Linked DNA regions of Homo sapiens: all the other regions are linked to region 1. The links are chromatin contacts, found by Hi-C or POLR2A ChIA-PET in ENCODE. All regions are on one chromosome and are shown on one strand. The core of a region is the stretch at or near the end of the contact, and the rest is flanking DNA. Distances in the headings are between cores, read along the strand shown.

Region 1 (3,169 bases), core at 445-2,944:
CCCTCTTTGGGTCCCCACAAGCTATTCTCAGCAGAGCATCCAAAAGCCCAAGTCCATCACGATCGTCTTCTGTTCATGAGCCCATCTCATTCAGAGTCCAAGTCCCCTAAATGGCCTGCCCACTGTCCATCCTCCTCCACTTACCTCCCTGCCTTGACTCCAACCCCTGGCCTCCCCTCCACTCACTCTGCACCCACGCAGCTTCTGGCTGCCTCCTGCCCATGCCAGGCATGGCCCTCCTTCCTGTCCTGGCACTTGGTGGTCTCCCCTTCCTGGCCAAGCTTTCCTAGACGTCTGCATGGTTTGCTCTTTATCCTTGAGTCTTCTCCAGTCACCCCGTGCAAGACTCCAACTCTCCCCATACACATTTCCTTCTTCCCTGATTTTTCTCTCCAGCTCCGACTTATTATGTATTTATTTCCTTATTGTCTGTCTCCCCCACTGAAAGGTAAGCTCTACCAGGGCTGAGATTTCTCTGCTCTGTTAACCTCTCACCCCCAGGGCTGTGGAGTGTGCCGCACGTGGCAGGAGCTGTCAATAAATAATATTAATGGAGTGGACGAATGTTCCTGATTTGCAGCGACTGTCTTTTAGTGGTGCAATACCATCAGTGCCCACCGCAGCTACCCTGAAAGAAGTTCTGATTCCGGACATCAATCCCATAGGGACAGTCCCCCTGATGATAGCTCGACTTCAGATTTTTCAACTTTACGACGGGTAGATTGGGTATTAGATGCATTTTTGACTTAGGAAGGGCTTATTTGCGGGGAGGGTAGCCCCACTGTAAGTCGAGGAGCACCCATGATCGCTCAGTATGCCAGAGAAAACCACCCGCAAATGAAACGATCGGCCCTGTTTCCCTAAGACTGCACTGGGAGCTCCAAGAACCCCTAAGGTAGCCATCTGGTGAGCAACGGTGCGCTCCGAAAGGGAGGTGGACAGGATTGGGAGACCGAGGCCGGCAGATGGCTCGAGCCCAGGAGTTCGAGACCAGCCTGAGCAACATAGACCCCCGTCTCTACAAAAAATTTAAAAATCAGCGAGCCTGGCGGCGCGTGCCTGTGCTCGCAGCTACTTCCGAGGCTGAAGCAGTAGGATGGATTGAGCCCAGGAGGTCGAGGCTTTTAGGGAGTCGAGATCGCGCCCCCGCACTCCAGCCCGGGGAACAGAGCGAGACTCCGCGTCGGGGGCAGTGGGCGGGAGGCAGCGCTCAGGTACGGCGCGCTCAGGTGAGGCCGGCCCACATGCCCGCCCACCGCCGCCAAGCGCGTCCTCCATTGGCGGTTCCACGGAGAACCCACGTTTCCATTGGCCGATGCGGGATGGGGGCGTGTCCGGCCAAGCGGCGCCCTGAAGGCGTGTCCGGCCGCAGCTTAGGCTCTCCGGGAGTCCCCGGAGAGTAGGGGCGGCCGGCGGCGCTAGTCTTCTGGGGAGCGCCGGGTGCACACCGGACCACTGCGGGAGGCCTAGGGCCGAGGGCCGAGGAGCTGGCCTGCGCCCGGCGACCCCGGCTTCCCTCCGCAGTCGCCCAGGCGTCCCTTCCCCCCTACAGCCGAGCGGCGCCGGGCGCAGGCGCATTGGGCGCCCCCGGCAGCCCCCGCGGCCCGCCCCGTCCGCTGCCCGTCCGAGGAGGCGGAGGGCGATGACGTCATCGAGCGGGGCGACGGGCATTGGGCGCCATTTTGAAAAGGGAAAAAAATCCCTCCCCGGCGGCGGCGGCGGCGGCGGCGGCGCCGGCGGTGGTGGCGGCCCCGGGGCTGAGCGCTCGGCTGCAGCGGCGCGGAGGCCGTCTCCCTGGTCTGCCGCGGTCCCCGCCCGTCCCGCCGCCGGCTGCCATGGCAGGTGAGGGGTCTGCGCGGGCCGGCGGGGACCACGGGGGCGGGCGGGGGCCGCGGCCGGCCTGACCGCCCCGTTGTGTTTGCAGGAGCCGGAGGCGGCGGCTGCCCCGCGGGCGGCAACGACTTCCAGTGGTGCTTCTCGCAGGTCAAGGGGGCCATCGACGAGGACGTGGCCGAAGGTGAGCCCCGCGCCGCGCCCCGCCCCGGGACCCTCGCGGACAGCTCCCAGCCCGGCCGCGCGCGGCCTCCGGGCCCCAAGCGTCCGTGGAAGGCAGGCAGGAGGATGGGGGCCGGGCGGGGCAGGGGCCAGGGGCCGAGCTGGGGGCCGTGATCGGGGGGCGGCCGTCCTCTGTCCGCTGTCCCGGCCCGCGGGGCACGGGCGGAGGCGTCGGGCCCGCGGCGGGACTTATGTAAGTCACCAAGGTCACGGGCGGCCGGGTCCTCCGAACCCAGCGCCTGGGGCTGCCTCCTGCCCGGGGCGGAACCGAAGCCCGGGGCTGCCTCCTGCCTGGGGCGGAACTGAGGAGACCGCGGCGGAGCCGGGGACGGGAACGGAGTCCATATCGTGCGCTCGGGCAGCGCGGCACAATGGCCCAGAGGCTGGGAACGCGCCTAGGGCTGGGTCGGGGCCTCGGCCCCCACCAGGCTCTGCGTTTCATCGGCGGTGCGCTCTTGAGCGAGCTGGTTGCCTCGGCTCCCTGATTCTTAAGGTCTGCTTTCTGCGGTTCTAAAATCCTTGAATTTTACTGTGAGGTACTGCTACTTTCTCTACTGATATATTTTAAGGTCTCTATTCCAGATTTTAGTCTTGAACTTCATGGTATTACTTGAAGTTCACTGGTCTTTTCCTTAAATCATACTCTCAAATTGGCCCAGGCACAAAGTTTTAGGGTGGTGGGAGGGAACTGGGAAGTGCCTCCCACCCCAGCTTCCCATGAAGCTTACCTGTCACCTTAAAGTTAAAAAGCTATGTAGCTTTCCTTTTTCACCGTTGAATGGAGAACTTGGTCGAGTCTTAGAAGTTTGATTAATATTTCAGATTCAGAGTCATAGTGACTTTTTTGTTGTTGTTCATACATCTTACTGAACATTGTAAACCTTTAACCTTTTCTTAAAAATGATTGGTGTTTGCACCAAATACACCTTCCCTGCCTCAAGTTACTAAAAGCCCCTTGTCAGACGTCCTGTTCACTTCCCTCCATCTCGGCCCCCCCAACCCCGTGAACTTTTACTCCCTCTTCCCTACCCTGTACCTCTCCCTGGCAGTGTCTGGTTTGGCACATGACCCCTGAGGACATCTGGAGATTCTGCGCCCCCTGGGACAAACAGGG
Region 2 (3,169 bases), core at 250-2,749, 1.8 Mb before region 1:
CCAGTCAGAAGGAGCCCCAAGTGTCTGGGTGGGAGCGATGGTGTTCCCTGAGATGGGAACCAAGAGGAGAGGCACTTTGGAGGGAAGGCCCAGTGTGGTTTGGGGATATCCAATAAAAGATGGCCCCTCCTCAAAGTTAGTGGATGCTAGGCTCTGGGATGCAGGGGAGGGTTCTGGGCTTGCTATTGAGGTTTCCCTGGAGGTTGATGTCACTGGGGGCATGGAGATTACTCAGGCCAGAAGGTGTGTGGGAAGCATGGGGTGTGGGGTACAGAGTACACCACATGGAGAGCCAACATCAGGGGGATTCCCAAGGGAGAAAGACAAGCCAGGGATCATCCAAGGAGGCAAGACGGGAGGAGTGCAGGGATCTGTGGACCCACCCAGCCCCTTCTGTTCTGAGGTTACAATGGGTGATGGCTCTGTGGGGCTGCAATGAGTGGCGGCACGCGCGGAGGGCCAGGGGAGGAGGGACATGCTGTGGGCTCCGGGTTCAGGTCCCAGGACTGAATTGGAAGCACCCTGTCTGTGTTGAAGTTCAAGATCTACCACTTCTGTTCCCAGACCTCCCAGTTCTTCCTCACCTTTATGCAATTTCATTTTTGATAATTTCAGCTTCCTAAATGTACACATCTGACTTCACTTTCACTCACATGTCTCACCCCCACCCCTCCACCGGCCCCTTCTATTACAGACCCAGGAGACACAGGAAGTGCAAGGAAGGTCTGGAGCCCCAAAAGCCAGGAGCCTCAGGAGTCAGGTGTCCTGACAGCCAGGAACCCTGACACCCAGGAGCCCTGGCACCCAGGAACCCCAACAGCCAGAAGCCTCTACCACCAGGAGCCCTGACAGCAAGGAACCCCGACACCCAGGAGCCCCTACTACAGCCAGGAAGCCAGGAACCCTAACACCAGGAGCCCTGACACCCAGTCACCCCGACAGCCAGGAAGCCAACAGCAAGAAGCCTCTACCACCAGGAGCCCTGACAGCAAGGAACCCCGACACCCAGGAGCCCCTGCTATAGCCAGGAACCCTAACACCCAGGAGCCCCTACAGTCAGGAACCCCGACACCCAGGGGTCCCGACAGCCAGGAACCCCGACACCCAGGGGTCCCGACAGCCAGGGGCCATTACGGCCAGGAGCCCCGACAGCCAGGGACCTCGACGGCCAGAATCCACTACATCCAGAAGCCCTTATAACCGGGAACCTCCATAGCCAGGAGCCCCTACAGCCAGGAGCCCCTTCAGCCAGGGAGCCCCGAAAGCCAGGAGCCCCGACAGCCAGGAACCATAACAGCCATGAACCCCGGGAGCCAGGAGGCCCGCAGCGGAGTGCCCAGACTTGGCAGGGTCAGAGCCCCCCAGCGGGATCCAGAGCCCGCCGCCGAGGCCCCTTTTGGGATTTCTCAGGCTCGGCAGCCTCAGCGCAGGCAGGGGCGGGGCTTTCCCTCGCGCAGCCGCTCAGCTCCCCGTGGCCCCGCCCACATCCGGCCGCCGGCACTGGATTGCTTCTGTCTGGCGGCGGCAGCATGGCGGCGGGGGCGGCTGAGGCAGCTGTAGCGGCCGTGGAGGAGGTCGGCTCAGCCGGGCAGTTTGAGGAGCTGCTGCGCCTCAAAGCCAAGTAAGCGGGGCGGCGAGCGGTAGGAGTGAGGAGCCGGAGCGGGAGCGGCCGCGAGACCGGGCCGGTGTGGGGCGGCGGGTGGCCCAGCCTGGCTTCTTGGTGCCCGGCTCCCTTCGGCCTCGGGGGACCGGGCCCGGCGCCACCCGTAGACTCCCCCGAGCCTCCGCGTGAGTGGCCCGAGCCGCAGGTTCCCCGCCCCGGAACAGCGAGCAGGGCGCGAGGCTCGCCTGGAAGCCCCGGCCCCAGCCCTGGCTCCGACCCCGACGGCTGTCCAAGCCCGGGGGACGCGACCTTCCCGGCCTCTGGCCTGGGCGGCCCCGCCGCGGGACGGAGGCGGTGGTGACTCAGCCGTGCCGCAGTGGCGGGGCGGGGGACGGGGCGGCGCCGAGACCCCGGCCCTCCGCGCCACGGAGCGGGACCCACGGCTGCGGGCTCCACCTTTCCTGTGCCCGCCGGGAGGGAGCGGCAGGCTCGGCGTCGGCCCATTGCTCTTCAGCCTCCCTTCAGGAACGCCCCTGTCGCAGGAAGAGCGGCGAGGGAAGGCCCCGTTGCATTAGCTAGGCCTGGCTGCCTTTTGAAGTCAGCCTTTAAAGTTTGTTGGACAGCAGGTAGCCTCAGTCTTCAGACTTAACCTGTTGCCGGAGACAGAGATTTCCTGTTCCATGAACTGGTGTAGTGAGAGTCTGTTCAGATTTGGCGCCGGTGTCCAGGTCTTCAATCCCTGGGAAGACTACAAAAGGAGATCCAGAGGAATGCATAGAAAGCGTTTTCTGGGTGGACTAGAAGCTCTGAACTGCAAGCATGCTTACGAGTAAATGCTTACTAGCGTGCGTGCCTGCAGGGAAAGGTCTGCACGTGGACTCTCCGTGATAATACCACCTCACATTGTAGACTACTCCAAGGACTGAGTTGTTCTCTTAGTTGTATTATTAGCGGTTGTTATGGGAACTCTTATGTCGGATTGCCTGGGATCCAGTCCCACCGCAGCCACTCAGTAGCCATGTAACCCCTGGGCACGTTTCATGCCCAAGCCTCAGTTTCCCGACGGTGACATAGATTAGCACCTGTTAGTACCTCAGGGTTGTTGTGAGGGTTAAATGAGATGACGTATGTAAAATACAAATAATACAATGCCTAGTATGCAGGAAGCACTCAGTAGATGTTGGCACTTAGTATTTCAGTAGGAAGTAGAATGGTTCATGGAATTCACAGGCAAAAAGCTTTGTTTTGTTTTGTTTTTGAGACAGGGTCTGGCTCTGTCACCCAGGCTGCAGTGTAGTGGAGCGATCACGGCTCCCTGCAGCCTCCGCCTCCCAGGCTCAAGTGATCGACCCACCTCATCCTCCCGAGTAGCTGGGACCACAGGTGCTCACCACCACGCCCGTCTAATTTTTATTTTTTTTTATAGAGACGAGGTCTCGCCATGTTGCCCAGCCTCGTCTCGACCTTCTGGACTCGAGCGATCTGCCCTCCTCAGCCTCCCAAAGGGTTGGGATTACAGGTGTGAGCTACCACGTCCGGCCAGAAATGCTTATTGATCTAAATTTT
Region 3 (3,169 bases), core at 670-3,169, 1.5 Mb after region 1:
TGAGTGTGCTGGGTGCCGGGGGATGTTGGGGTGTGGGCAGTGCTGGGGTACCACGTGGTATTGGGGTGAATGTGCTGGGAGTCCAGGCCCCTCTCCGGCCCCTCCACCCCAGCCTGGATCTGCAGGGCTCCTCTCTTCTCACCCTCTGGTCTCTGTTCAAATTGCCCCTCCTAGGATGTTCCCTGACCCCACCCTCCCGAGCCCCAGCCTCCCTCTGTAGCCAGCAGCCCCACCTGCATTTGCTGTGTCACCAGACTGTTCTCTCTGGGGACACCTGCCCATCAGACGCCTGGGAGAGAAATTCAGATTCCACAGGGTTTTATTGTGGTTTTGTGCTCCTAGGACCATGAGGGAATGCAGCTTCCTTAAAGTACAAAAATCTTTATCATTGACATTTAGGGTTTCATCAATTCTGTATCCCAGGGAGAAAGGCAGCAAGACCCAGGCTGCCCCCTCTGGGTGTGAGGGACCGGCTTGGTGAGGAGGGGGCTTGGGGGCATTGACCTAGCAGGAGGCCCTGACTGCCCCCACTCAGCCCAGAAACCACCTGGGAGGCTTCTGTCTTCCACGGAGGGGCCACTCTCTCATGCCCAAAAATATTTACAGCTAGGCGTTAGGGTATTAGGTGGTTTAAGAACATCAGAACCATGGCAATATTTTTGTACTTAGAATTTGAGCATGTTTGGTATTTTCAGTAGCTTGTTTAAAAAATTCCAGTAGAGGCTGGGTGCCATGGCTCATGCCTGTAATTCCAGCACTTTGGGAGGCTGAGGTGGGCAGATCACCTGAGGTCAGAGTTCGAGACTAGCCTGGCCAACATGGTGAAACCCCATCTCTACTAAAAATACAAAAAAAGTAGCCGGGCGTGGTGGTGCGCACCTGTAGTCCCAGCTACTCAGGAGGCTAAGGCAGGAGAACTGCTTGAACCCCGGGAGGCGGAGGTTGCAGTGAGCCAAGATCACGCCACTGCACTCCAGCCTGGCGACAGAGCGAGACTCCGTCTCAAAAATAAAAATTCCGGTAGAGTAATACTCTTGTAACGCAGTGTGCAATTGAGCAGTTGCTGACTGCTGATTTAGAGTTGAAATCCGACTATATTTATGTCTAGTCTTGGACAGTGGAGAATATTTCAGCCTCATTAATTAATCGGTTTAATTTAGCAGAACTGCAGTCAGTATTTGGAAACAGTTTGTTATATTAAACCCTGAAGTACTTGAGGCTGCGCGCGGTGGCTCATGCCTGTAATCCCAGCATTTTGGGAGGCCGAGACAGGTAGATCACTTGAGGTCAGGAGTTGGAGACCAGCCTGGCCAACATGGTGGAACTCCATCTCTACTAAAAATACAAAATCAGCCGGCGTGGTGGCAGGCGCCAGTAATCCCAGCTACTCCGGAGGCTGAGGTGGGAGAATCCCTTGAACTCAGGAGTTGGAGGTTGCAATGAGCGAGATCGTGCCACTGCACTCTTGGGCAACAGAGCGGAGACTCCGTCTCAAACAAAACAAAACAAACAAAAACCCTGAAGTACTTAAAAAGAAAATGAAGAGATTACATTTATAAGGTAAATTTAAAGTATTTGAGAGATTTTAACCAAATTGTAAAAAGAGATTGCTAAATTTTTACACTTATACTCAGGATATGCTTAAGGGAGAACGATGATTTTTAATATTTAATGAATGTTAATAAATCTGCGAATTACTTAAACCCACAAAACCCAGGAACCTCCCCGTCCCCCCGGGTCTCCTCGCAGTCCCGCCCCGACGCTCGACCCACCATTCGTCCCTCCCTCTGGGCCCGGGCCCCGCCCACTCCGGGCTTCGCCGGAGGCGGAGGCAACGTCGTGCGCACGCGCAGGCCGTGGTGCGGCCCCTTGGAGCGCCGGAAGCCCGCAGTGCCGGAGGCCCGCAGCGCCGGAACCTCAGAGGCGGGTCGCAGCGGCGCAGAGGAGGTCAGCTGCGGGAGCGTTTCCGGGGACGGTGCCGCCATGAGATTGACCCCGCGCGCGCTGTGCAGCGCCGCCCAGGCCGCCTGGCGGGAGAACTTCCCCCTGTGCGGTCGCGACGTGGCGCGCTGGTTCCCGGGCCACATGGCCAAGGGTGAGGCACGGCGGGGAGGGGCAAGGTCATGCCTACGGCCGCGGCGCCTCTGCTTCCCTCCCACCCCGGTTTCGGCCGTCGCCTGCTTCTCCCGGTCGTTCTGGGCTGGCCCCGCCCCTCCTCCCTTGTCTCCCCTCCTTCCCCGCTCTCACCCGCTCCCGGAGCCGCCGGGACCCCTTCCCCTGCGCAGCTGCGGGAGAGGCCCGTTCCCGCGAGTGCCCCCGCGGCGCAGCCTCGGACCCAGGGCCTGCTTGACCTCCTACCTCTGGCCCGCCGCCCCTGTCCTCTGTTCCCAGCAAGTTCCTTCTGCCCTTTTAATCCCCCGAAGCCTCCGTTTCCACATGTTCTTGACAAGATAGACTTTTCTGAGTCTTTTGGGGACTAAATGAAACAGTGGGTATGAAGGCACCTGTTCAGTTTTAACTGGTATCTTGAGTCGTTCTCCTGCTTAACGTCTTTGGTAATTCTTACTGTTTGTCACAATTCGGCCCCAAGAAGACCTCTGGGGCCAGCCCAGCCCGTCTAGGTGTTGTGATGGCCACTCCTGCGTCGGCTCCGCGTGTACTGGGGGCCGAGGGGGAAGAAGGGCCCGTGTGGGTGACTGAGGCTGTGTCCTCGGTCTTCGGATAACACTGGAGGGGAAGAAAGCTGGAAGCTTTGTTATCTTGGTTGTGTGTGGTATTCCTGGTTAGGGGACTATCGTCATCATCCCCGCGAGGTAGCAGGGGCCTAATGAGCCAGTGTTACTCTGTGTTATAGCCCAGATTAAGACCCGTGGAAGGGCCCGGCCCGGTGGCTCACGCTTGTAATCCCAGTACTTTGGGAGGCCGAGGTGGGCAGATCACGAGGTCAGGACATCGAGACTATCCTGGCCAGCATGGTGAAACCGTGTCTCTACTAAAAATACAAAAAATTAGCCCGGCATGGTGGCGCGTCCCTGTAGTCCCAGCTACTCGGGAGGCTGAGGCAGGAGAATTGCTTGAACCTGGCAGGCGGAGGTTGCAGTGAGCCGAGATCGTGCCACTGCACTCCAGCCTGGGTGACAGAGCAAGACTCCGTCTCAGAAAACAAAAA
Region 4 (3,169 bases), core at 670-3,169, 1.5 Mb after region 1:
CAACAAATGCCAACAGGTGAGGGGGTGTAAGGCAGCTCCTTGCACTTGGTACCGCCCCAGTGCCAAGACCTCTGGCCAACTGGACGCAGGGTGGGGGATGTGAAAATCCTGGGTGTTCCTGCAGCATTAAGATCAGGCACAGGTCCGGAGCAGCAGGCCAGCCCGAAAATGGGAGACGCAGGCGCTTCTCGGTTGGCCTGCTGCACAGGACCTGCGCCTGCTGGGTGGACAGCAAGGTGGGAAGGAGACAAAGGACAATGGCGTTCCAGGGGTGAGAAGGTGAACCTGAAAAGACAAAGGTAGCCTGTGTGTTGGATGCTTGCCTCCGTTAGTGGCAGAGCAGGGATCATAGTCCCTGTGCTATGGGTTTCTTTTTTTTGGAGACCGAGTCTCACTCTATTGCCCAGGCTGGAGTGCAGTGGCGCAATCTTGGCTCACTGCGACCTCTGCCTACAGGGTTCAGGTGATTCTCCTGCCTCAGCCTCCCGAGTAGCTGGGACTACGGTCACACACCACCACACCTGGCTAATTTTTGTATTTTTAGTAGACATGGGGTTTCACCATGTTGGCCAAGGTGGTCTTGATGACCTCAGGTGATCCACCTGCCTCAGCCTCCCAAAGTGCTGGGATTATAGGCATTAGCCACTGTGCCCCGCCGTATCCTGTGGGTTTCTAGGGGTAACTGGAAGATCACAGGTGAAGTGTCTGGCAGCAGTGCCCGCCATGCAAGATCCAGGAAAGGGCTGCTGTCAGGGTGGAGAAGCCGAAGGCCAAGGAGAGCATGGAGATGAAACCAACACAACTCAGTGGTCCACTGCTACACAGGGTGAGGGAGGAAGAGGAAGCAAGAGTTCTTCCCCAGCCCAAGGCATGGCCCAAGATTCCTCAGATACTAGAGCCGGTGATGGCCGCTCATGAGTGGGGCCCCGGGTGAGCCACGAGGGAGGAAGAGGGCAGCCCCCTGTGGCTGGGGAGGAGGTGTCAGCTTTTCCCTTAGGACCCTCTGAGGGGTGGCCCTGGTCAGGAGGCACCCAGGACAAAATGCACCTGCATCTCCTGTTCTCGGGCTGGCCGGCTGCACAGGAGCTACGCCTGCTCTTAGAGCCGAGGGAACACCCCGGATTTTTACAACCCCCACCCTGCGCCCAGTTGGCCAGAGGTCTTGGCACTGGGGCAGTACCAGCCAGCCGCCGGGCCTCCCGCAGGACGTGGCCTGGTGAGAGTGGCCTCCTGCAGAGCCAGGCAGGGGGTGGGGGTGCGGGCCAGGGTCAGGTGGGTGGTGTCGGTGCGGGGTGGCGGGTGGTGGGGGGGTGTTAAGCCTGGGTCAGGCTGTGGGTGCGGGTCAGGTGGGGGGTGCAGCACTAGGCGAGGGGGGTGTTGCAGGCCTGAGCCAGGCAGGGGCTGCGGGTCGGGGTCAGGTGGTAGGTGCGGGGTCAGGCAGGAGAGTGCGGAGTCAGGCCCTGGGGATGCGGGATCGGACGGAAGAGGGGTGCGGGGTCAGGCCGGGGGGTGCGGGGTCAGGTGGGGGGGTGCGGGGTCAGGCGGAGTGGGGTGCGGGTAGGGGTCAGGCCGGAGGGTGCGGGGTCAGGTGGGGGGGTGCGGGGTCAGGCGGGGGGGTGCGGGGTCAGGCGGAGTGGGGTGCGGGTAGGGGTCAGGTGAGGGTGCGGGGTCAGGCGGAAGAGGGGTGTGGGTTGGGGTCAGGTGGGGGATGCGGGGTCAGGTGGGAGGGGGGTGCGGTCTGGGATCTGGTCTGGGCGTGCAGGTCGGAGTCAGGAGGAGATTCGGGCCGCCAGCTCTCACCGCGCACTCACCCGAGGCGAAGGGACGCCAGGCGGGACAGCGAACCGGGGGCCTCAGCGGGCCGCGGACGCAGGACAGCAGGACACGCAGGGCGGCCATGGCTCTCTGGACTCCTCGCCCGGCCCCGCGGAGCCGCCCCCTCGCCTATAGCCTTTCAGGGCTCGCTCCGCCCACAGGCCAGCGCCGCGAGACCAGGCGGCCCTCGCGAGATCAGCCCGGGCAGAGTGAGCGGGTCGCTCTCCGCCAGGCCCCGCCCCCAGGCCCGAGCTGCCGCTCGCGGATCTAAGGCCGAGGGGCGTCCCCGGGACCCCGCCCTGGGCTGGGACCAGCGCCCTCCAGGCCCCGCCGCAGTCGCCCGCGCCCCCGCCCCCGCCCCAGCCCTCGGGGTCCCAGCTGGCCCCGGGGAGACCGCGCGGAGGCGGAGGCAACGGCGGCGCCTGCCGGGCTCTGCGCCGCCTCCCCCCGCCCGCCTGCCCGCCTGCCCGCCTGCCCGCCTGCCCGCCTGCCCGCCTGCCCGCCTGCCCGCCGGCGTCTGTAGCAGCGGACACAGCGCGCCCAGGCGCAGGGCCAGGCACGGTGGCAGCGGCGTGGGCACTGAACGCCACATTAGGAGGAGTTTTATTTTCATGCACACAAGACTTCAACAGATTTAAATAATAAAAATTTCATTCATTTAAGTTATTTTATTTATACCTTTTAAATATCTAGACAAGTATTGTGGAGCATCCATTTGTGTACTTGCCCGGATTCTGCAAACGCCAGGGTGGAGATAAAACCACCCTGGATAAAATGGAATGGAAAGCGAAACTGCTATTGTGACCGGTGGAGGGTGTCCAGGTTCTTGACGTCTTGAACAAAGAACTGGACAAAACGCACAAACAAAGCACGGAAAGAAGGAAGCAACAAAAGCGAGATTTATGGAAAACAAAAGTGTGGCCGGGCGCGGTGGCTCAGGCCTGTAATCCCAGCACTTTGGGAGGCCAAGGCGGGCAGATCACCTGACGTCAGGAGTTTGAGACCAGCCTGGGCAACATGGTGAAACCCCCCTCTCTACTAAAAACACAAAAATTAGCCGGGCGTGGTGGTGCACGCCTGTGGTCTTAGCTACTCGGGAGGCTGACGCAGGAGAATTGCTTGAATCCGGGAGGCGGAGGTTGCAGTGAGCCGAGATCGCACCACTGCCCTCCAGCCTGGGCGATAGAGCCAGACTTCGTCTCAAAAAAGAAACAAGAAAAGACAACGAAAATAACTCCACACTGTGGGAGCGGCTGAGCATAGCGGCTCAAGAGCCCCGTTACAGATTTTTTGGGGGGGTTAAATACCCTCTAGAGGTTTCCATTGGTTACTTGGTGTACGCCCTGTGTAAATG
Region 5 (3,169 bases), core at 295-2,794, 1.4 Mb after region 1:
CTGGAGGGAGGAACGGAGATGGGCCCCAGGGGGCTAGAGCTGTACAGGGCAGCCCCAGACACCCACTGGCCTCTCACCACTTTCTGTAAGCTAAAGCTCCTTTCACAAAAATAGGCTCAGGGGCCAGCCAGGGACCCTCCCCAGGCCAGCTTAGACTCACCAAGTGGGAGGGCAGAGCTCGGCGGACTCGGGGGCCTGGCAGACGCCACGGCAACACGACCTCATACTGCTCCATGAGGGCCCAGGGCCGGCTGGGGGCAATCGCTGCAGGAGGGAGGGTCAGCAGGCATGAGGGGCCGGGGGGCAGGTTTCCTTCCCAGAGGCCTCCTGGGCCCTCAGATTCTGTCTCTTGCTGGGCTTGACCCTCCCCTGGGGAACTCACCAGATAGCTCTGGGACAAAGACTCAAGTGAGGGTTCTGTGCCTAAAAGACCCCAGGAGCGCCCCCAGGCATGGCCGGTGGGCCTGTGTCCTGCAGCACCCACACACAGTGCTCAGAGACGCTGTGGGTGCCAGCGGGTGCCAGTGACTCCACAGGTCTCCAGGCTGTCTCAGATCTCTGGAGGGGCCCGAGGGCAAGGATGAACCTTCCCCCCAGGGAGGAGGACTCGGGCCGCCGACCTGCCCGTTTCCATTCTCCTCCTCCATTCTTCTGATCATCTGATCGCATCTAACTGGGGAGCAGGAAGTGCCTCCCGGAGGCTGTTCACCTCCCAAGAACTGGAAACTCCCTGGTATCCGAGAGCAGAGGGCAGGGTCCCAGCATGCAATGGGCAGGGTTTCGGAGACCACCAACCCCAGGACCCTTTGCTCCCATTAAAACACAATAGTGGACGTGTCTCCATGACCACATCTCCAACCTGGAGAGGCAGCAGGGGAGCAGCCAGCCCCTATCTGCCCAGGAAACTGGCGGGAAGCAACCCGGCCTCCAGCCTGAAGCTCCTCAGCACACCCCAGCCCAAGTCACTCCAGGAGCAGGGGTGGGATCCAGGGTCAGCAGCCCCATGTCCTCCCCCAGGCAGGAGACGGGTCCCCTCAGCCCACACCCCTGCACTCCAGGCCTCAGCTTGTCTGCCCTCCCTTCCCTCCTCGGCTAAATAGTGGGGGTGGGTAGCCCCACAGGTGAATCCCAGGAACCCAGGGCGCCTCGCGCAGCAGGTGAAGCGTCCTGCTTGGCCCGGCCCCGACCCCACTAACAAGCTCAGAGGCGGGACTTCCCTCTCACAGTTCACCTTTGAAGGTTCCCTCCGACCTCCCCGGCCTCCCCGGCCCGGGGCTCTCCACCCAGAGACCACTGTGCACCTGATGGCCCGCTCCCAGGGACCAGCCCGAAGCCGGGCCAGGGTGCGGGGTGCGAGCAGGCCAGGGGCTCGGGGTCCGCGTCGCGTCCTGCGGGGAGAGCCACCCTGCCCCGCGCTGCGCCCGGGACGGTTCCCTGGAACCACTCACCAGGCAGCATCATCGCGCCCAGCAGCCAGAGCCCGAGGCCGCGCATGGCCGGGTCGGGGAGCAGAGGCGGAGGTGACAGCCCCGCGGGACACGGTCTGGTTCCTGCGCTCCTGGCCCGAGGCTCTTTTCCGCGCGCCCCGCCCCGGCGCCCCGCAGCCAATGGGCCCCTCGGCCGGTGGGAGGGGCGGGGCGCGCGGCACCTGGGGGCGGGGTCCGTTTCCCCTCTCCCCACAATCCAGCATCCTCCCTTGCACAGGTGAGGAAACTCAGGCACAGCCTGTCCCAAGTCCGGCCAGAGCCCCGAGAGGGGGCCTCTCGAAGGACCCGGCGGCTGGAAGGAGGTGGCGCCAGGCAGGTCCTGGAGGGGAAGGGACTTGTGAGGGCCGCCTGGCGGTTTCAGGAGAGGGGGTCTCTGATTTCCTGGGGAACAGAAAGCCTCAGGCAGGGGCAAGTCATGGCTTTGTGGGCATAGGTTCAGCCCTGTGGGAAGCTCTGCCACCCTCCCCCCCAAGCCTGCGCCCCCTCCACCAGGCTGAGGCCTCACCGGAGTGGGATAGGCATGGGCCCGCAGGCGTCCAAGTGGGGAGGGGGAGCCCTAGGTGGGGGTCCCAGCCCAGGTGATGGCAGGTGCAGGGGCCGTCCCTAGCCTAAGATCCCCAGACAGCAGCTGACGCTGGCCGACGTGGACCAAAGCCTGCAGCAGCCCACCGTGGCCTGGCTCCGGCGTCTCCAGGCCTGCGGCCAAGCGTGCTTGCCCTTGGTGACCACATTCCCCGTGGTGGGCTCAGCCTCGAGGGTGCAGGTTTGGGCTGACACCACAGCTCCCCAGACGGTCCACCCAGGACCCCTCCCTGGGGCTTTCACAGCCAGGCCGCCCTCCTGGAGTGGGAACAGTGGTGGTGGCAGGAAAGGCAGCTCAGATGACCACACAGGGCGCTGCTGACAGATCACATGGGGGGGGGGGGCCTCAGGGCCTCCCTGGGGAGAGGCAGGGCAGGGCCAGCAAGGGGCTGGAGGGAGTCCTGCCTGGAGAGAGGGCACCAGGGCAGGGCGAGTCAGGGAACTGCACGGGCCTAGGGGCAGAGGACAGAGGTCAAGGGGCAGTGGCAAGAAGAGGCCGGGGCCTCGGACGTTATCCTGGGAGGACAGGGAACCCGGAGGATCTAAGCTGGCGTGAGTGATGCTGTCACATTTTGTCTCAAAGCCATTCTTACCCTAATGTGAATGGCATGAAAAGCAAGAAAGCAAGGGCTGGCACTGGGCCGCAGGTGACTTCTGCTGCCTGGGGGTGTGTCCGCTTGCCTGTGTGGCACAGGACGAGGTCCCCCAGGCTGCCGAGAGGCTCCCAGGTAGGGCTGGGGATACTGGCCTGTGCCTGAGCTCATGCAGGTGACCCTGTTATTATAGAACAATGGCCAGCTGGCAATCACACTTCCCTTCCTTGACCTCATGGTGCAAGTTACTCAACAGCAAAGTGCAAAGGCGGCACGCTGGCCACATCAGAGGCACAGCAAGGCCCCTGCCGACGCTGAGCTACCAGGGATTTATTCCTAAAAAGACAGGACCAGCTTGGGCCAGAACAGGCTCCTCCCGCGCTGAGGAAGTTCCACCCAATCCCACAGAACACAGCTCTCCTCTTCAGCAGGTGCCGGGGGGTCTGGGAGCCTGAACCCCACAGCCCTGGAGGCTTCCCTCCCCTCCTCCTATCACCACCTGCAAAC
Region 6 (3,169 bases), core at 389-2,888, 1.4 Mb after region 1:
GGGCAGGCAGAGGACCAGGTGCAGGCGGGCGCCAGAGGACAGAAGGTGGAAGTCAAGCGGTGTCTTGGCCGTCCAAGGTCCCAGCACAGGCACTCAGAACCCCTGAGCCCAGGGAGCTCCCAAGGGTCTCACTCTCCTCTGCGGTCTTTGCTGGCCGAGGGCAAGGCCGGGTGAGGACGGAGAGAAGCAGCTCCTCCCCACCACACACCCAGAGCTGGGAGGGGCCAGGATTCAGCACCCTCTAGGGGTGGGCACGGCAGACGCGGTGGGGACCTGGCGCTGAGGTCCTGGCTCCCACTCCAGCGTGGCCTGGTGGCTTCTCCCCGGTTGGGGTACCCTGCACAGGGGTTGTGGTGCCTCCCAAGGGCCAGCCCCGCCCTGACAACCTCTCCTCCAGCCAGGATGGGGTCCATACTCCATCGAGAGGGTTCCTGGCTTCAACACCCTCCACCAGCCTCATGCCACCAGGGCCCTGGTCATCCTGGGGACCCTGCAGAGGGCCTCCTGGGCCTGTCTTCCGGCGGGTGAGCCGGCCCTGCCTGTGGGTGTCTGGGGTGTGGCCTCCAGGCACCAAGCACCCGCTGGCTCCTGATACCTGCCTTTCTGGCTGTGGTGTGTCTCTGGCCTGGCGCCTGTTTCTGAGTCCCTGGAGAGAGCAGGTTCCTCGCAGGTGGCAGGCAGCCCTGTTTGTGTGTGCATGAGCCTGTGGGGGCACCTGGAGCTGAGCGGTGGCCTGTGCTGTCACCACCCGGGGTGGCAGGGCAGGGTCTGGCACTGCCACAGCTCCTGACAGAAGCTGCCTAGGCCTGGGTTGGCTCGGGCTTCTCGGCCAGGCCCTTCCCCAGCACTTCCTGCCCAGCCCCAGCTGCAGGACCTGCTGAAATCTGTGCTGTGGGAGCCCTGTCTCTGAGGGGTCACTGCAGTGACTCCAGAAAACCTGAGTCTCCTGATTCCAGGAGCACCGCTTGCAGCCTGCCACGTGCATGACCCAGCATGACCCGGACTCCTGAGCCAGGACCGAGTCCCCCTGACAGCGGGGAAGCGGCGGACCCTGGGGGCTGGCACCCGCCGTGGCCCTCCCCAGCCCACTGTGGCACTGAGGGGCTGCTCCCCTGGGAATGGCCCCTTCCTAGAGGCAGCCCTGGCCTGGCTTCGAGAGGGGCTCTGGGAACAGGCGGCCCCGGGTAGCTGACCACACCTGACCAGGCCAGTCTTTGGGAAGCCGCCCTCTCAGCCTATGCACTGCAGGGACACTGGGTGGAGAGGGCTGTGCCTCAGTGCCCCTGCAGGGCGGTGCAGCAGCTGGCCGTGCAGGGGGAGGGGGCCTTGCCTTCTGGCTCAGGGAGGAAGCGGCTGCTTTCAGCTGCCTTCGCCTTGCCTCCTGAGGCGGCTTTGGAACCCTCCTGAGGTTTGTGGCCCTGAAGTTCCTTCCTGAGACCCCGCAGGGGACTAAGCCCTCGGCCCAGGGGCACCGGGGAGGGCAGAACCTCAAGACAGGGGCCCGGGACACAGGACAGAGTGTGTGGGGCAGGTGTGCAGGCTGTGCCCAAGGGGCCTCGGGGTTGAAGGGGCTCTTGGAGATGATGTCGACATCGCGGTTCCTGAGCGGGTGCCCAGATCTGGATGAGCTGTTTTCTGGAGAAAGCAGGAAAGTGACGTCATTTTGTGGCTTCAGATTGACCGCAGCCTGGCAGAGAGGGAGTGGTGGCAGGAAGTGAAGCTGCTGGCTTCCCAGTCACGGCCTCCATGATCCACGTGTGGCAGCAAGAATCACAGCTGCATCATGACACCCAGAGGGAAAGCAGCTCAAGCTGCAGTTTAAGGCGACTCCACGGAGGGCCCTGGCTTAGTTGTTGCACAGCATGGGGTCAGATGGATGCCCTGGAAGAGTCAGCAGAGACCCCCTGGCCTTTGGAGTTTGTCTCTGAGCGAGAGACACTGTTGGGATGACCGGCGAGTGGCGTTGGGTCCACATGGGGGCCCTGGTCCGGCTGAGTCTACTGAGCACAGGCCTGCCCCTTGCCACCCAGCTCTGCCCATATGTGGCCGTCATTCCTGGGCTTCACCTGGGAAACGTCCTTTGAGGCAGCTCAGCTTTTCCACAGTGGGTCACGTTGTTTGCTGCTGGAGACTGGCTGAGTCTGTGCTTCCAGTATAGGAAGGTTTAGGAGGCGGTCAGCAGGCCTCTCCTGTGGCCACTGTGCCCGAGGCAGGTGCCTGGGGTGAGAGGGATTCTTCCGGATGTGGCCGTGCACTGCCCAGCAGGCCTGGAGTGAACGTCTGTGTGGAGTCCGGGCTCCCATCCAGCATCCCTTAAGGGTCCTGATGGCTGGAGCTGGGGGAGGCAGGTATGGCAAGGGGCTTCCTGCACGCAGGAAAACTGGAGACCCCTGGTGAAAGAGCCAGGTGTGCACCTGCAGAGCCAGGCATGGGTCCACAGAGCCTGTCAAGCCTGGTTTACACCACAGAGCTGGGTATGCGCTGAGAACCAGGTGTGCACGGAGAGCCAGGTGTACACTGCAGAGCCGCGTGTGCACTGAGAGCAGGTGTGCGCTGAGAACCAGGTGTGCAGAGAGAGCCAGGTGTGCACGGAGAATCAGGTCTGCAGAGAGAGCCAGGTGTGCACTGAGAACCAGGTGTGCACGGAGAATCAGGTCTGCAGAGAGAGCCAGGTGTGCACTGAGAACCAAGTGTGCAGAGTCAGGTGTGCGCTGCAGAGCCGGGTGTGCACTGAGAACCAGGTGTGCAGAGAGAGTCAGGTGTGCGCTGCAGAGCCGGGTGTGCACTGAGAACCAGGTGTGCAGAGAGAGTCAGGTGTGCGCTGCAGAGCCGGGTGTGCACTGAGTCAGGTGTGCAGAGAGTCAGGTGTACACTGCAGAGCCGCGTGTGCACTGAGAGCAGGTGTGCATGGAGAGCCAGGTGTCTGTTGAGAACCAGGTGTGTGCAGAGAGCCAGGTGTGCACTGCATATCTAAGTGCTCATGTGGAGTCTTGGGCTGGGCAGGTGCTGCCCAGGACCCTGGCTCTCTGGCTGTCTTCTGTGCATTTGGGGATGGGAGAAGGGGCTCGGCTCTGGCTGGAGGGCAGCCAGGCAGACTTGCCAGCCAGCACCGCCAGGTGATAAGAGCTGGTGCCCACAGGTACTCAGCAAATGTCTGCATTTTGGGGAG

The links. Hi-C counts contacts between places; a loop is a spot of excess contacts on that map. ChIA-PET counts read pairs that join two places held with the same protein, here RNA polymerase II (POLR2A). Pooled maps may share reads with other maps.
Region 2: a loop to region 1 is called in a pooled map, with 8 times the contacts of the local background. The contact joins the promoter of GLRX3 here to the promoter of PPP2R2D in region 1. A Hi-C loop is called at or near these places in 2 of 37 single-sample maps with no recorded cell type and 8 of 50 pooled maps. POLR2A ChIA-PET finds 5 or more read pairs at or near these places in 2 of 52 experiments (GM12878 and activated CD4-positive, alpha-beta T cell).
Region 3: a loop to region 1 is called in a map of CD8-positive, alpha-beta T cell, with 5 times the contacts of the local background. The contact joins the promoter of MTG1 here to the promoter of PPP2R2D in region 1. A Hi-C loop is called at or near these places in 1 of 168 maps with a recorded cell type or tissue (CD8-positive, alpha-beta T cell), 4 of 37 single-sample maps with no recorded cell type and 9 of 50 pooled maps.
Region 4: a loop to region 1 is called in a map of ascending aorta, with 8 times the contacts of the local background. The contact joins the promoter of ECHS1 here to the promoter of PPP2R2D in region 1. A Hi-C loop is called at or near these places in 1 of 168 maps with a recorded cell type or tissue (ascending aorta), 2 of 37 single-sample maps with no recorded cell type and 13 of 50 pooled maps.
Region 5: a pooled map shows a loop between it and region 1 (9-fold over the local background). The contact joins the promoter of ADAM8 here to the promoter of PPP2R2D in region 1. A Hi-C loop is called at or near these places in 1 of 168 maps with a recorded cell type or tissue (naive thymus-derived CD4-positive, alpha-beta T cell), 3 of 37 single-sample maps with no recorded cell type and 14 of 50 pooled maps.
Region 6: a map of naive thymus-derived CD4-positive, alpha-beta T cell shows a loop between it and region 1 (10-fold over the local background). The contact joins the enhancer-like site here to the promoter of PPP2R2D in region 1. A Hi-C loop is called at or near these places in 2 of 168 maps with a recorded cell type or tissue (CD4-positive, alpha-beta memory T cell and naive thymus-derived CD4-positive, alpha-beta T cell), 1 of 37 single-sample maps with no recorded cell type and 13 of 50 pooled maps.

What each region holds. Positions count from the first base shown.
Region 1 is chr10:131,899,314-131,902,482 of GRCh38, forward strand. PPP2R2D (protein phosphatase 2 regulatory subunit Bdelta) reads left to right here and starts at 1,695. Exons shown (of 9, transcript NM_018461.5): 1 at 1,695-1,842; 2 at 1,925-2,017. The coding sequence starts at 1,836. RefSeq lists an enhancer at 955-1,054 and silencers at 1,295-1,804, 1,875-2,274, 2,455-2,504.
Region 2 is chr10:130,134,892-130,138,060 of GRCh38, forward strand. GLRX3 (glutaredoxin 3) reads left to right here and starts at 1,500. Exons shown (of 11, transcript NM_006541.5): 1 at 1,500-1,621. The coding sequence starts at 1,530. It overlaps LOC105378561 (a long non-coding RNA gene), which reads right to left and starts at 1,480. Exons shown (of 6, transcript XR_001747659.2): 1 at 1-1,480. RefSeq lists a silencer at 1,482-2,081 and enhancers at 2,282-2,331, 2,610-3,169.
Region 3 is chr10:133,392,238-133,395,406 of GRCh38, forward strand. MTG1 (mitochondrial ribosome associated GTPase 1) reads left to right here and starts at 1,920. Exons shown (of 11, transcript NM_138384.4): 1 at 1,920-2,095. The coding sequence starts at 1,984. RefSeq lists silencers at 1,712-2,061, 2,122-2,321 and an enhancer at 2,646-3,169.
Region 4 is chr10:133,371,435-133,374,603 of GRCh38, forward strand. ECHS1 (enoyl-CoA hydratase, short chain 1) reads right to left here and starts at 1,920. Exons shown (of 8, transcript NM_004092.4): 1 at 1,812-1,920. The coding sequence starts at 1,899. It overlaps MIR3944 (microRNA 3944), which reads right to left and starts at 229; the gene lies at 122-229. RefSeq lists a silencer at 1,683-2,192 and an enhancer at 2,574-2,663.
Region 5 is chr10:133,275,324-133,278,492 of GRCh38, forward strand. ADAM8 (ADAM metallopeptidase domain 8) reads right to left here and starts at 1,545. Exons shown (of 23, transcript NM_001109.5): 1 at 1,449-1,545; 2 at 161-264. The coding sequence starts at 1,494. RefSeq lists enhancers at 988-1,635, 2,950-2,999 and a silencer at 1,235-1,794.
Region 6 is chr10:133,257,718-133,260,886 of GRCh38, forward strand. No RefSeq gene overlaps it. Among named protein-coding and RNA genes, the nearest start is that of MIR202HG, 11 kb to the left of the region's middle. RefSeq lists enhancers at 321-620, 1,619-1,668. Within about 2 kb of position 1,639, at least 33 of the 41 ENCODE cell types and tissues checked have a DNase peak (open chromatin) inside an H3K27ac peak, as active enhancers do.